2 separate regions of the Homo sapiens genome follow, and region 1 is linked to region 2. A link is a contact called in ENCODE Hi-C or POLR2A ChIA-PET data. All regions are on one chromosome and are shown on one strand. The core of a region is the stretch at or near the end of the contact, and the rest is flanking DNA. Distances in the headings are between cores, read along the strand shown.

The links. Hi-C counts contacts between places; a loop is a spot of excess contacts on that map. ChIA-PET counts read pairs that join two places held with the same protein, here RNA polymerase II (POLR2A). Pooled maps may share reads with other maps.
Region 1: a pooled map shows a loop between it and region 2 (2.8-fold over the local background). The contact joins the enhancer-like site here to the promoter of COQ3 in region 2. A Hi-C loop is called at or near these places in 2 of 50 pooled maps. POLR2A ChIA-PET finds 5 or more read pairs at or near these places in 6 of 52 experiments (AG04450, H1, OCI-LY7 and 2 more).

What each region holds. Positions count from the first base shown.
Region 1 is chr6:99,480,741-99,486,571 of GRCh38, forward strand. It overlaps USP45 (ubiquitin specific peptidase 45), which reads right to left. Exons shown (of 18, transcript NM_001346022.3): 8 at 2,013-2,143. Among named protein-coding and RNA genes, the nearest start is that of USP45, 32 kb to the right of the region's middle. RefSeq lists a silencer at 4,445-4,584. Within about 2 kb of position 4,196, at least 3 of the 41 ENCODE cell types and tissues checked have a DNase peak (open chromatin) inside an H3K27ac peak, as active enhancers do; they include OCI-LY7, where a contact is called at or near this core.
Region 2 is chr6:99,389,097-99,395,534 of GRCh38, forward strand. It overlaps COQ3 (coenzyme Q3, methyltransferase), which reads right to left and starts at 5,099. Exons shown (of 7, transcript NM_017421.4): 1 at 4,978-5,099. The coding sequence starts at 5,083. RefSeq lists an enhancer at 4,355-4,994.

The DNA.
Region 1 (5,831 bases), core at 2,946-5,445, 91 kb after region 2:
ACTTACTATGAAGCTACAGTAATCAAGACAGTGTAGGCTTTGGGGTAAAGACAAGACATGTAGATCAATGAAACAGAATATAGTTCAGAAATAAACCCAAACACATGTGGCTTAAATCTTTACTTGATTTTAAAAAAATATATTTGTCTAATGTATACTTCTTTTAAAAGTAAACGCCATAAAACAAACAAAAAAAAGGCAATTTAAAACTTTTCAGCCAAGCATGGATGACGCTCATGCCTGTAATCCCAGCTACTTGGGAGGTTGAGCAGGGAGGCATGCTTGAGCCCAGGAATTCGACTATGATTGGGCCACTGCACTTGAGCCTGGGCACAGAGCGAGACCCTGTCTCCTAAAAAATACAAAAAATACATAAAAATCTTCAAATAATGTTTGATCTAGTTATTCTAAGAATTTATCCTACAGATGTACTTCCGCAAGTACAGTGTATTCATACAAAACTGAGTAAGTTATACACACATGTGCTAACATGGAAAGATGTATAAAATATATCAAGCAAGTTGCAAAAAATTTGCATATGTCTGTGTATGTATGATCACTTTTGGAAAGAATCAGATAATAGTTACTTCTGAGGAGTAAAGATAGAGAGGAGTTTGAATTTTTATCTATGAGTGCCCATTATTTTAATAGTAATTTTTAAAATGTTAATAAACCTTTATAACCAGGAAGAAAACTATACAAAACAAGTTATTTCTGGCAAAGTCAGAAACAAATTTCTAAAGCATACAATGACCTAGTAACTTTTTTTGTTTTAATTTCAACTTTTATTTTAGATTCAAGGGGTACATGTGCAGGTTTGTTATCTGGGTATATTGTGTGATGCAAAGGTCCGGAGTACGAATGATCCCGTCACTCAGGTACTAAGCATAGTACCGAATAGTTAGTTTTTCAACCCTTCCTCCCTCAATCTCTCCCACCTCTAGTAATCCCCACTCTCTACTGTTGCCATCTTTATGTCCATGAGTACCCAATGTTTAGCTTCCACTTATGAGAACATGTGGTATCTGGTTTTCTGTTCCTGCATTAATTCACTTAGAATAATGGCCTCCAGCTGCATCCATGTTGTCGCAAAGAATATGATTTCATTCTTTATTATGGCTGTGCTAAAAACTTTTTAACTCTGTGAGACACTCATGCCTCTGAGAATTTTGCAGGTTTTTTTGGTCCTCAGGCTTTGAAGAAACATCATTTGCCAACCAAATGAAACATACACTAAGCCCTCTATTTTGGACTATATTTAAAATATCATGGCATTCATTACTAGTTTTAATTAAAATGAGATTTTAAAGTCTATAGATATACAAAAACACAAGCTCATATTCAAATAATTTTCCTTCTACATATTTTAGTAATTGTGGACTGGACTAGCTTGTGAGTTCCATGAGGACAGGGTGCATTTGTGACGCAATATATGTTGTGTACCCCTGAATTGTAGCAAGTACCTCATAAAAAGCAAGCTCTCAATTTTTTATATAAATGAATACATGAATGCATTAAAGTCAAGTCAGATCCTTTATGTGTTTATTTCCAGGCACATAAGGATTTGGTTTTTAAACATACTGTAATACCTTGAGAAATTCACTTAAACTCTATTTGCCTCACAGCTCATCTTTTAAAATAAGAAAGCTAGATTAGATGTTATCTTACGGTACTTTCTAGATTTTACAACTCTATGGTTTTCTCACTTTATGGTATTACAACATAGGCATCCAAGTCAGGACAGATCTCCATTTGATTCTCAGCTTTTCACTCAGACTAGGTGAGCCATTTAATTTCTGTGTCTCCATTTCCTTATATATGAGGATAAGCTGCTTCTTCTGAGGACTGAGATATAATTTTCATAAAGCATAGAGCTGTAACAAATTTTAGTTCTCTTCATAGTCAGGGCAATAAGAGCAAAGTTACAGTAAAAACGACTATTCATGTTAAATGATGAATACATTAGTATTTTGTAACTCATAATTATTTATATTAAATGTAGATGCACCCACTTCTGACAAAGCTGATTAAAAAGAACTTTAGGAGAAAGTGGTCCTTTTTCAGTCTCCTTCATGCTGTGAAGAAACAGGAACAAGGCTGAGGTCAGTGGTCCAGGCCTTGAAAGTTCCACCACCAATGGGTCCTTTAAAAACATGATCAACTCTATGTCAGAAATGTACAATTTAAAAATAACATATTAAAAATCTGTGAGTTACACTCTGCTTAAATAACACCAACTAAATTGCCTCAATTGTATTAAGAAACTTTATTATTTCATAAATAAAATATATAAAAATGGAAAACAGAATACCTGCCTTGAAAAACACAGGTATTTTCATATCCTCTGCCCTTTGCTTAATAAAACTATTAGATCAAATGATATCACCAATCTTTAGTTGCTTGTCACTGTCCTTTAATGCACTCTCCTATAAATAAAATCACTAATCTACTTAATGTTTGTACCACTCCACGAATAATCATACATTATTTGCTAGTAAATAATGTATGATTATTTGTGTATAATGTAGGATTATACACCTTTCTTTTCCCCAAATATTTTACTAGTAAAGTAATAATGTGGAATCATGTAACAAAATCAGCATAACATCTCCCTCTTTTAAAGGGGAGAGACATAAAGCTTGACAAAAGCAGCTAACATTGGGTGAAGGATTAACCCATTTAATTCTAGAATTTTTTTCCCCTCGAAATCTGGTTTCTAAAGTACTATCCCCACCAATAACACTTTCTCCTAAAGGACAAGGAATAGAAAGCAGATCCCAAATATAAACTTGGGACATTAAAGAATGTTATCTTCCGGCCGGGCGCGGTGGCTCACGCCTGTAATCCCAGCACTTTGGGAGGCCGAGGCGGGTGGATCATGAGGTCAGGAGATCGAGACCATCCTGGCTAACAAGGTGAAACCCTGTCTCTACTAAAAATACAAAAAATTAGCCAGGCGCGGTGGCGGGCGCCTGTAGTCCCAGCTACTCGGGAGGCTGAGGCAGGAGAATGGCGTGAACCCGGGAAGTGGAGCTTGCAGTGAGCCGAGATTGCGCCACTGCAGTCCGCAGTCCGGCCTGGGCGACAGAGCGAGACTCCGTCTCAAAAAAAAAAAAAAAAAAAGAATGTTATCTTCCAAGATAACTATTGAATATATTGTCCTATTCCTATATTCATGAAATAACTGTTACATATGTATTTTATAACAACTATCCTTAAAAATCCACTATAATCACAGAAAGGACAGGCTATAATTTTCCATAGTTTTTTTTTTTTTTTTTTTTTAAAGAGACAGGGTTGCCCAGGCTGGTCTTGAACTCCTAAGGCTCAAGCAATCCTCCCGCCTCAGCCTCCCAAGTAGCTGGGATCGCAGGCATGAGCCACCACACCCAGTCAAAATTACAGAGGACTCAAGACAGACTTTTGTGTTTTTTCTTTTTTTTTTTTTAGACGAAGTCTCACTCTGTCACCCAGGCTGGAGTGCAGTGGTGCGGTCAGCTCACTGTAACTTCAAACTCTTGGACCCAAGTGATCCTCCTGCTTCCACCTCCTGAGCAGCTGGGACTACAGATGAATGCCAGCATATCCAGTTGATTTTTAAAATTTTTGTAGAGACGGGGGTAGAGGGGGGGTCTCACTTTGTTGCCCAGGCTGGTCTTAAACTCCTGGCTTCAAGTGATCCTCCCACTCCGGCCTCCCAAAGTGCTAGGGGATTACAGGAATGAGCCATGGTGCTCGGCCTTCCATAGCTTTTGAATGTCAAAAGTGCTTTTCTGGGCTGGATGCCATGACTCACATCTGTAACCTCCACACTTTGGGAGGCCAAGGTGGAAGGATCACTTGAGCCCAGAGTGGAAGGCCCGCTTGGGCAACATAGGGAGACTCCGTCTCTGCAAAAAAAATTTAAAAATTAGCCAAGTGTAGTGGCACGTGCCTGCAGTCCGAGCTACTCAGGAGGCTGAAGTGGGAGGATCCCTTAAGCCCAGGCTGCAATGAGCCATGATGGCACCACTGCACCCCAGTGTGAGTGACAGAATGAGACTGTCTCCAAAAAAAAAAAAAAAAGTGTTTTCTCTTCTGCTGTAAACTTAAAACTGCTCTAAAAAATAAAGTCTATTTTTTTTTAAAGTGTTTTCTGCCATGTTAACTGAAAGTTACCTCAAGGGTCAAAAGTAAAATCTAAGGTAATTTTAAACTTCAAGTACCAAGTTGCACTTCCCTTTTCTCAATGAAAATATTTTTTAGACAGAATAAAAAACCTTCAGAATGAGATGAGGAAATAACCTTAGTTTTAAAAAGTACATTTAGACCTGGCGCAGTGGCTCACGCCTGTAATCCTAGCATTTTGGGAGGCCGAGGCAGGTGGATCACTTGAGGTCAGGAGTTTGAGACCAGCCTGGCTAACATGGCAAAACCCTGTCTCCACTAAAAATACAAAAAAAAAAAAAAAAAAAATTAGCTGGGTGTGGTGGCACGCATCTACAGTCCCAGCTATTCAGGAAGCTGAGGCAAGAGAACTGCTTGAACCTACGAGGCAGAGGTTGCAGTGAGCCGAGATCGTGCCACTGCATTCCAGACTGGGTGACAGAGCAAGACTCCATCTCAAAAAATAAATAAAATAAAAATAAAAAATACACTTAAACTTTGAAAACAAAAGTTTGCTGAAAACGCAAGAAGGATGAATTTCACACATAATGTTGACAGAAAGAAGCCAAATGCAAAATAATGTATATAGTAAGATTCCATTTATATGCAGTATTAAAACAGGCAAAACTAATCTATCCTGTTAGAAACCAGGTTAGTGGTTACTCATGTGGGTTAGGGAAGTAGTGAATGTGGGGGGGAGTTGAAGGGGCCTTCCAGATGCTGGTAATGTTACTTGAGCAAGGTGTTAGTTACACAAGTGTGTTAGCTGTGAAAATTCATCAAGTTATACACTCATAATATACATTTTAAAGAATATTTTCATTAAATAAAAAGTTTTCCACACACACTGTTGATATGCGCATAAATATTAAATTGAATCCAGCAGCATATAAGCATATCATAACTGGGGTTTGTAACAAGAATACAGGATAGGTTTAACACTTGAAAAAGGAATCAGTGTAATTCACCACATTAACAGAATAAAGAAGAAAAACCATATGATCATCTCAATAGATGTGGGAAAAGCATTTGACAAAATTCAACATCCATTCCGATAAAACTTTCAGAAAACTAGCAATAGAAAGGAATGTCCTCAAGCTTACAAAGAACACCTCTGAAAATCGTACCTTCGTATGTAATAATGGGAGAAGGCTGAATGTTTGTTCCCCTAATTTTGGGATTAAGGCAAGGCTGACTGCTCCCATCATCTCTATTCAACATGTTACTGGAGCTCTGAGCCAGCACAATAAGGTAAAAAAATAAAAATAAAAAAATAAACGGTATATAGACAAAAGACAAAGATAAACTGGTGATTCAAAGGGCAGTAACCAACTCAAAGAACAGTGCCACAGCTCAGGTCAACTTTATGCCCTAAAAACCTAAGATATAAGATTCAAAATTACCCTGTTAGAATGATACAAACCTAAAGTTATTAACTACAGTATCTAATTGCCATATAGTAATCCTGAAACACAGCTCTGCATGTCAAATATTTAAACTCAACATCCAATCGCATTTAACAGGAAATCACATTTAACAGGTCTTTTTAAATGACTAGGCAATAACTTCCCTTTAGTAGTTTTAAGGATCTCACTACACTTTATTTAGAATAGGGCATTGGAATCTATCATTAAATTTTTAAGGGGCTGAACAAATGTTTACAGGCTGCTTTTCGACTATATATA
Region 2 (6,438 bases), core at 3,849-6,348:
TCTCTGTGTGTTTGGGGTTTTTGTTTTGTTTTGTTTTTGGGGGGAATAGGGTCTCTCACTCTGTCGCCCAAATTGGACTGCAGAGGCATGATCTCAGCTCACTGCAATCTCTGCCTCCCAGTTTCAAGTGATTATCCAGCTCAGCCTCCCAAGTAACTGGGACTACAGGTGCACACGCCACCATGCCCGGCTAACTTTTTGTATTTTTAGTAGAGACAGGCTTTCGCCATGTTGACCCGCCTGATCTCAAACTCCTGACCTCAAGTGATCTGCCCGCCTCAGCCTCCCAAAGTGTTGGGAATACAGACGTGAGCCACCGCACCCAGCCTCTCTGTGCTATTTTTGCCACTTCTTGTGTCTTAAATTATTTCAAAATAAAAAATTTAAAAAATCAAAAAGTACAAAAGGGTACAGTACAAAGTATCTCTCCCAGCCCTGACTGTAGCTATCTAGTTTCTCTCCCTATAAACAACCAATCCTACTAGATTTGTATGTAAGATTCCAGAGGCATTTTATACATATGCAATCATTTTAAAGTATCAGTTTCTCTCATTTTATATAAAATGTAGCACAATACACTCATTCTGAATGTTTCTCTTCACCTACCAACATATCTTGGAAATTATTTCATATTTTTTAAAAGGCTGTGTGATAATTCATTGTATGGCTATATTATTTATTTAAGCAGTTCCCTAATAATGAGCATTTGGGTAATTATCAAAACTATGAGATTAGGGCCGGGTGTGGTGGCTCATGCCTATAATCCCAGCGGTTTGGGAGGCTGAGGTGGGCGGATCACTTGAGGTCAGGAGTTTGAGACCAGGCTGGCCAACATGGCATTAGCCCGTCTCTACTAAAAATACAAAAATTAGCCAGGCGTGGTGGGGTGCGCCTGTAGTCCCAGTTACTTGGGAGGCTGGGGCACAAGAATCACTTGAACCCGGGAGGTGGAGATTGCAGTGGGCAAGATCACGCCACCGCACTCCAGCCTGGGCGAAAGAGTGAGACTCCGTCTCAAAACGACAACAACTAGAGATTAAATTACATAGGTTATTTCATTTCATATGTGTTTCAGAGTCCCTGTAGGTAAAATCTCAAGAATGATGTCAAAGGGTACGTGCATTTGTAAATCTGTAATTGCCACTAAATAGATGTTGAACCAATTTACTATCCTATCGGTAATCTATGAGAGTGTCTCTTGTTGGTTTTCCCACACTGTCACCCATACAATGTTAAACTTTTTTTTTTTTTTTTTGAGACGGAGTCTTGCTCTGTCGCCCAGGCTGGAGTGCAGTGGCGAGATCTCAGCTCACTACAAGTTCTGCCTCCCGGGTTCACGCCATTCTCCTGCCTCAGCCTCCCGAGTAGCTGGGACTACAGGTGCCCGCCACCACGCCTGGCTAATTTTTTGGATTTTTAGTAGAGACGGGTTTCACCGTGTTAGCCAGGATGGTCTTGATCTCCTGACCTCATGATCCACCCGCCTCGGCCTCCCAAAGTGCTGGGACTACAGGCGTGAGCCACGCGCCCAGTCTTTGTTAAACATTTTTATGTTTGCTAATCAAATACATGAAAATGGTATCTTAGTGTAGTTTTAATTGTTTGTTTTTGTTTTTGAGACAGGGTCTCACTGTGTCACCCGGGCTGGACTGCAGTGGAACAATCTCCACTCACTACAACCTCCACCAAGGTCACCCAAGCGATCCTCCCACCTCAGCCCCTCGAGTAGCTGGCACTATAAACATGGGCCCCGTGCCCAGTTAATGTAGTTTCAATTTATCATGAATGAGGTTAAGCATCCTTTCTTATGTTTAGTGGTCATTTATATTTCACATCTTGTCTTTTTGTAGTCTCTGCATACTTTTCTCCTGAGCTTATGTTTATTTGGTTTTATTTTTTAATCAGCCCTTCACAGTCCATCCCAAACCCATTACAATGTTCTTTTTTAATAAAGTTCATGTGTCTAGGCTTTTGCTCATTTTATTTATTTATTTATTTATTTATTTATTTATTTATTTATGAGACAGGGTCTCGTTGTGTTGCCCAGGCTGGAGTGCAGTGGTGGGTTCACGGCTCACTGTAGCCTCTACCTCCTGGGCTCAAGTAATCCTCCTACCTTAGCCTATCCAGTAGCGAGGTCCACAGAAGCACACCACCATGCCTGGCTAAATTTTGTATTTTTTTTTTTGTAGAGACAGGGTTTTGCTATGTTGCCCAGGCTGGTTTCAAACTCCTGAGCTCAAGCGATCCACCTGCCTCGACCTCCCAAAGTGCCGGGATTAAAGGTGCTCGGCCAGGCTTTTGTTCATTTTATTTCCCTTTCCACCAACTCTATCTGGACTACCTTTTAAGACCCAGTTCAAATATCACCTCCTGTATGACTTTAGGTAGATACATGAGATATTATTAAAGAATAAAGTTTAACTATGTAAACCATGATACATCGATAACGACATATAAGGTATTACTATTATGAAACTAAGCCTTAGAAATTTTAACAATATCTGCTTTTACGGACAGACAACCCTTGATCTCTCTCTTACCTCCTCTATTTCTGGAAAATGAATCCCTAAGTCATCAGTATTGCTACAATTCTCAAGAGGTTTAAAAATCATCTTAGGCCAGACGCAGTGGCTCAATGCCTGTAATCCCATCACTTTGGGAGACCAAGGTGGGCGGCCTGCTTGAGCCCAGGAGTTCAAGACCAGCCTGGACAATGTGGTGAAACCCCTTCTCTACTAAAAATATAAAAATTAGCCATGCATTGTGGTGCCTGCCTGTAGTCCCAGCTACTTGGGAGGCTGAGGTGGGAGGACCAATTGAGCCAGGGAGGCCAAGGCTGCCGTGAACTGTGGTCATGCCACTGCACTCTAACCTGGGATACAGAGCAAGACCTTTTCTCAAAAAAAAAAATTAATTAATCTAAAAAGTAAAAATAAAAACCACTCTACCACCTTACCACAACGGAAAGAGAGTAATTGAGTTTGTATTTAAACAGAATGCTACCAATTCCTTCTCTACCTTGAATCTGTGATCATCCTGGTATTTGAAATTTTAAAGGAATGGGAAAAGGTTTTTTTCATTTTATTTATTGAAAAGTCATTTATTCAGCACCTACCAGGCACCATGCTGATGGTGAATAAAACAGGTGACAGACTTTTACCCTACCAATACTTTATTTCCAGCAATGATAATTTACTGTCTGGATTGCTCTAAGGTCTTCCTGGGCCTAGACTTGCCTGACTCCATCCCACATTCTATGTAGACAGCTGCCAAGTGTTATTTCTTAAACATAAATCTGTTCATGTTGCTTCTTCAGTGATTTCCACTGTCCGCGGGATAGTCTACCTCAGGAGGTGTAAATGGCCTTTCATGAATGTGTCATGGCCAAAAAGGCCTCTTCCTCATCCCTTGCCACCCCCTGCCTTTACCTTCTGCCCTCCACCTACACACTTTACTTTTCAAGGAACCTTGCAGTTTCTCACAAACTTTCTCACAGATTCTCGAGCTGGTCCTTTCCCCTCTCCAACTGCTTTTTTTTTTTTTTGAGACAGAGTCTCACTCTGTTGCTCAGGCTGGAGTGCAATGGTGTGATCTTGGCTTACTGCAACCTCTGCCTCCCAGGTTCAAGCGATTCTCCTGCCTCAGCCTCCCGAGTAGCTGGGATTACAGGCGCCTGCCGCCACGCCCAGCTAATTTTGTATTTTTAGTAGATAGGGTTTCACCATGTTGGCCAGGCTGGTCTCGAACACTTGACCTCAAGTGAGCTGCCTGTCTCGACCAACTGCTTCTAAAACTGGCCACCTCCTTCAAGATTTCTCTAAATATCCCATTCAAGAAGTTTCCTTGATCCCAAATATGGATTAAATGCTCCTTCTATGTTCACCCCTCAAAAATTGGAACTAGGTTTATTATATCTTTTCTAAATTTTTGATTATAAAAGACACATGTTTACTAAAAAAAGTTCAGAAAAAGAAAAGTATATAAAGGATAAAATGATAGAAAATCACCTACTCTACCACAGGCAATCACTGCAAAATTTCTCTATATATCTCCACCTGTAACTCCAAGTTCACTATACATACTGATTTGTAACTTTTTTTTTTTTTTGGCTCCTTCCAGGAAACAATGAAACTTTACTTTCTTAACACTATATCTTACTACTTTTCCATGTGGGTACAAATAGATTTAAATCATTTTTATTGGCTGTACTATTTTTCACTGTATGATAGTACCAACTAATAACCTTTATTAATGGGCGGTTAGATTCCCCATTTTTTTGTTCATTATATCCTGATCTTAGGTTTATCCTAACATTTTTAAAGAGATCCTTGCGGTGTCATTCATTTTTAAATTCCCAGTGCTCATACCAGTGTCTGGCATACAGTATTTGTTAAGAGTTCCATGTGAAAGATGAGCTTAAGTTTCTACTTAATACTGAGAGTTCGAAAATCAGACTGCTGTCTACAAGCACTGAGCAGTGCATTATTTTCTTGATCTCATTTGCAAATGCAGTCTGTTGGATTAACCTATTAATCAAAAAGTAATACAGCTGCCTTAAATTCTTTCTGAAAAAAACAGCAAGCTTTGTGCAAACAAAACACAGATACAAAGCTATGCATAACTACGAGGCGTGAGTTATTCCTGCCCCGGCAAAGGAAAGATGCATGACCTTCAGACTGCAGCACACGCAGAGCGGGTCGCCGGCTCCTGGGGCAAGGAGCTCAGCCACAAGAGACCCGCGGCCTGCGCTTTTCCAGACAGGACCACTGGTCCTGAGCTCTTTTCCCCGGCGTCCGCCAACGGGACTATGCGAGGTTTACAATGGAGAGAGATGGGGCCAGGACCAAGCCTTAGGTTTCGCGCTGACCCCTCGCGAGGTCCAGAGACAACCCACCGCCCCACCCCCGGCGCATGCGCAGAGACGCCAGCGCTCGCAATTGACTGCATGCGAAGGACCTCCGCACACACACTCACCCGCCGAGGAAATTAAGGGACGCGCAGCTTTTGTATTACAGCCTCCAGGCCCCAGCACTCTTAAAAACCAACCCCCGGAGGAGCCCAGCTTACGGCCACTCCACATCGCGACAAACGATCCCACCTCTTTTCCGGTCCCTCCCGAAAAAAGATCCCCAACATAAAGGTTCCGAGATCACTTTCGCCGTCTGCAGCCGACTTTTTTTTTTTTTTTTTTTTTTAGCAGAGTCTGTTCTGTTGCCCAGGCTGGAGTACAGTCCCCATCTCGGATTCTGGGATCACTGCAATCTCCGCCGCCCGGGTTCAAGCGATTCTCCATGTTGGCTGGTCTCGAACTCCTGACCTCAGGTTATCCGCCCGCCTTGGCCTCCCAAAGGGCTGGGATTACAGGCGTGAGCCACCGCGCCCGGCCTGCAGCCGACTTTCATGATTGTATTGTTGAGTGTTATGTATGTATGGCTATACTTTCACGCTCATTTAGCAAATTGCACATGGAATTAAACTGCAAGATGTTTTTACTATCATAAACAACTTTGAAGATACTTTATTGCTATAGGACACCTCAAACCTCATGTTCGAAGTTGACCTCAATCAGGCCATTACTTCGTGCTGTGTCTTCTTTTATTGCCATGTAGCTCTATTTCACACTTAACAGATGTCTCTTCAAGGACTTTTATATTCCTGTAAGACATTGACCCTACTGCTAAGAATGCAAGAGTATGGGAGCACTTCTTCCTCAAGGGAAGAATTGTTTCCCCTTTCAAGGCACTCAAATATCAGATGGCCAGAAGGCCAAATGTAAAACTTATTTTCTGCAAATGACTATTATCTTGTACAGGGTATATACATCATGTAGTAGGAGGCTTCTGTGGCTCAGTCTAGGCAAACTTCATTTAGAGCTAGGAACAGTGATCAGTAACATTTTACGTCTAAATGCACAAAGTCTTTCTTTGGGTAAGAACAATGACGAATCTCCAACATTGAAGACAAAAAATTATTCTGTATTTTCAACAGGTAGGGTCAAATTGGTAAAGGGTTCTTTCAGTTAGCGAAATTTACCGCTCAGGAATCTTTTTTTTTCTTTTTTTTTTGAGACAGCCTCACTCGGTTGCTCAGGCTGGAGTGCAGTGGTAGGATCTCAGCTCATTGCAACCTCCGTCCCCCAGGCTCGGGTGATTCTTCGTGCCTCAGCCTCGTAAGTAGCTGGGATTACAGGTGTATGCTGCCATTCCCGGCTTAATTTTTGTATTTTCAGTCAGGGTTTCACCATGTTGGCCAGGCTGGTCTCAAGCTCCTGACCTCAGGTGATCTGCCTGCCTCAGCCTCCCAAAGTGCTGGGATTACAGGTGGGAGCCACCTCACCCAGACAGCAATAGTCTTTCATTCATGGTTCTTAGCTAAAATATTGACCTCCTCCTAAGGGTGGTCGCACTTTTCAGTTGCTATGTCCTCTTCAGAGCT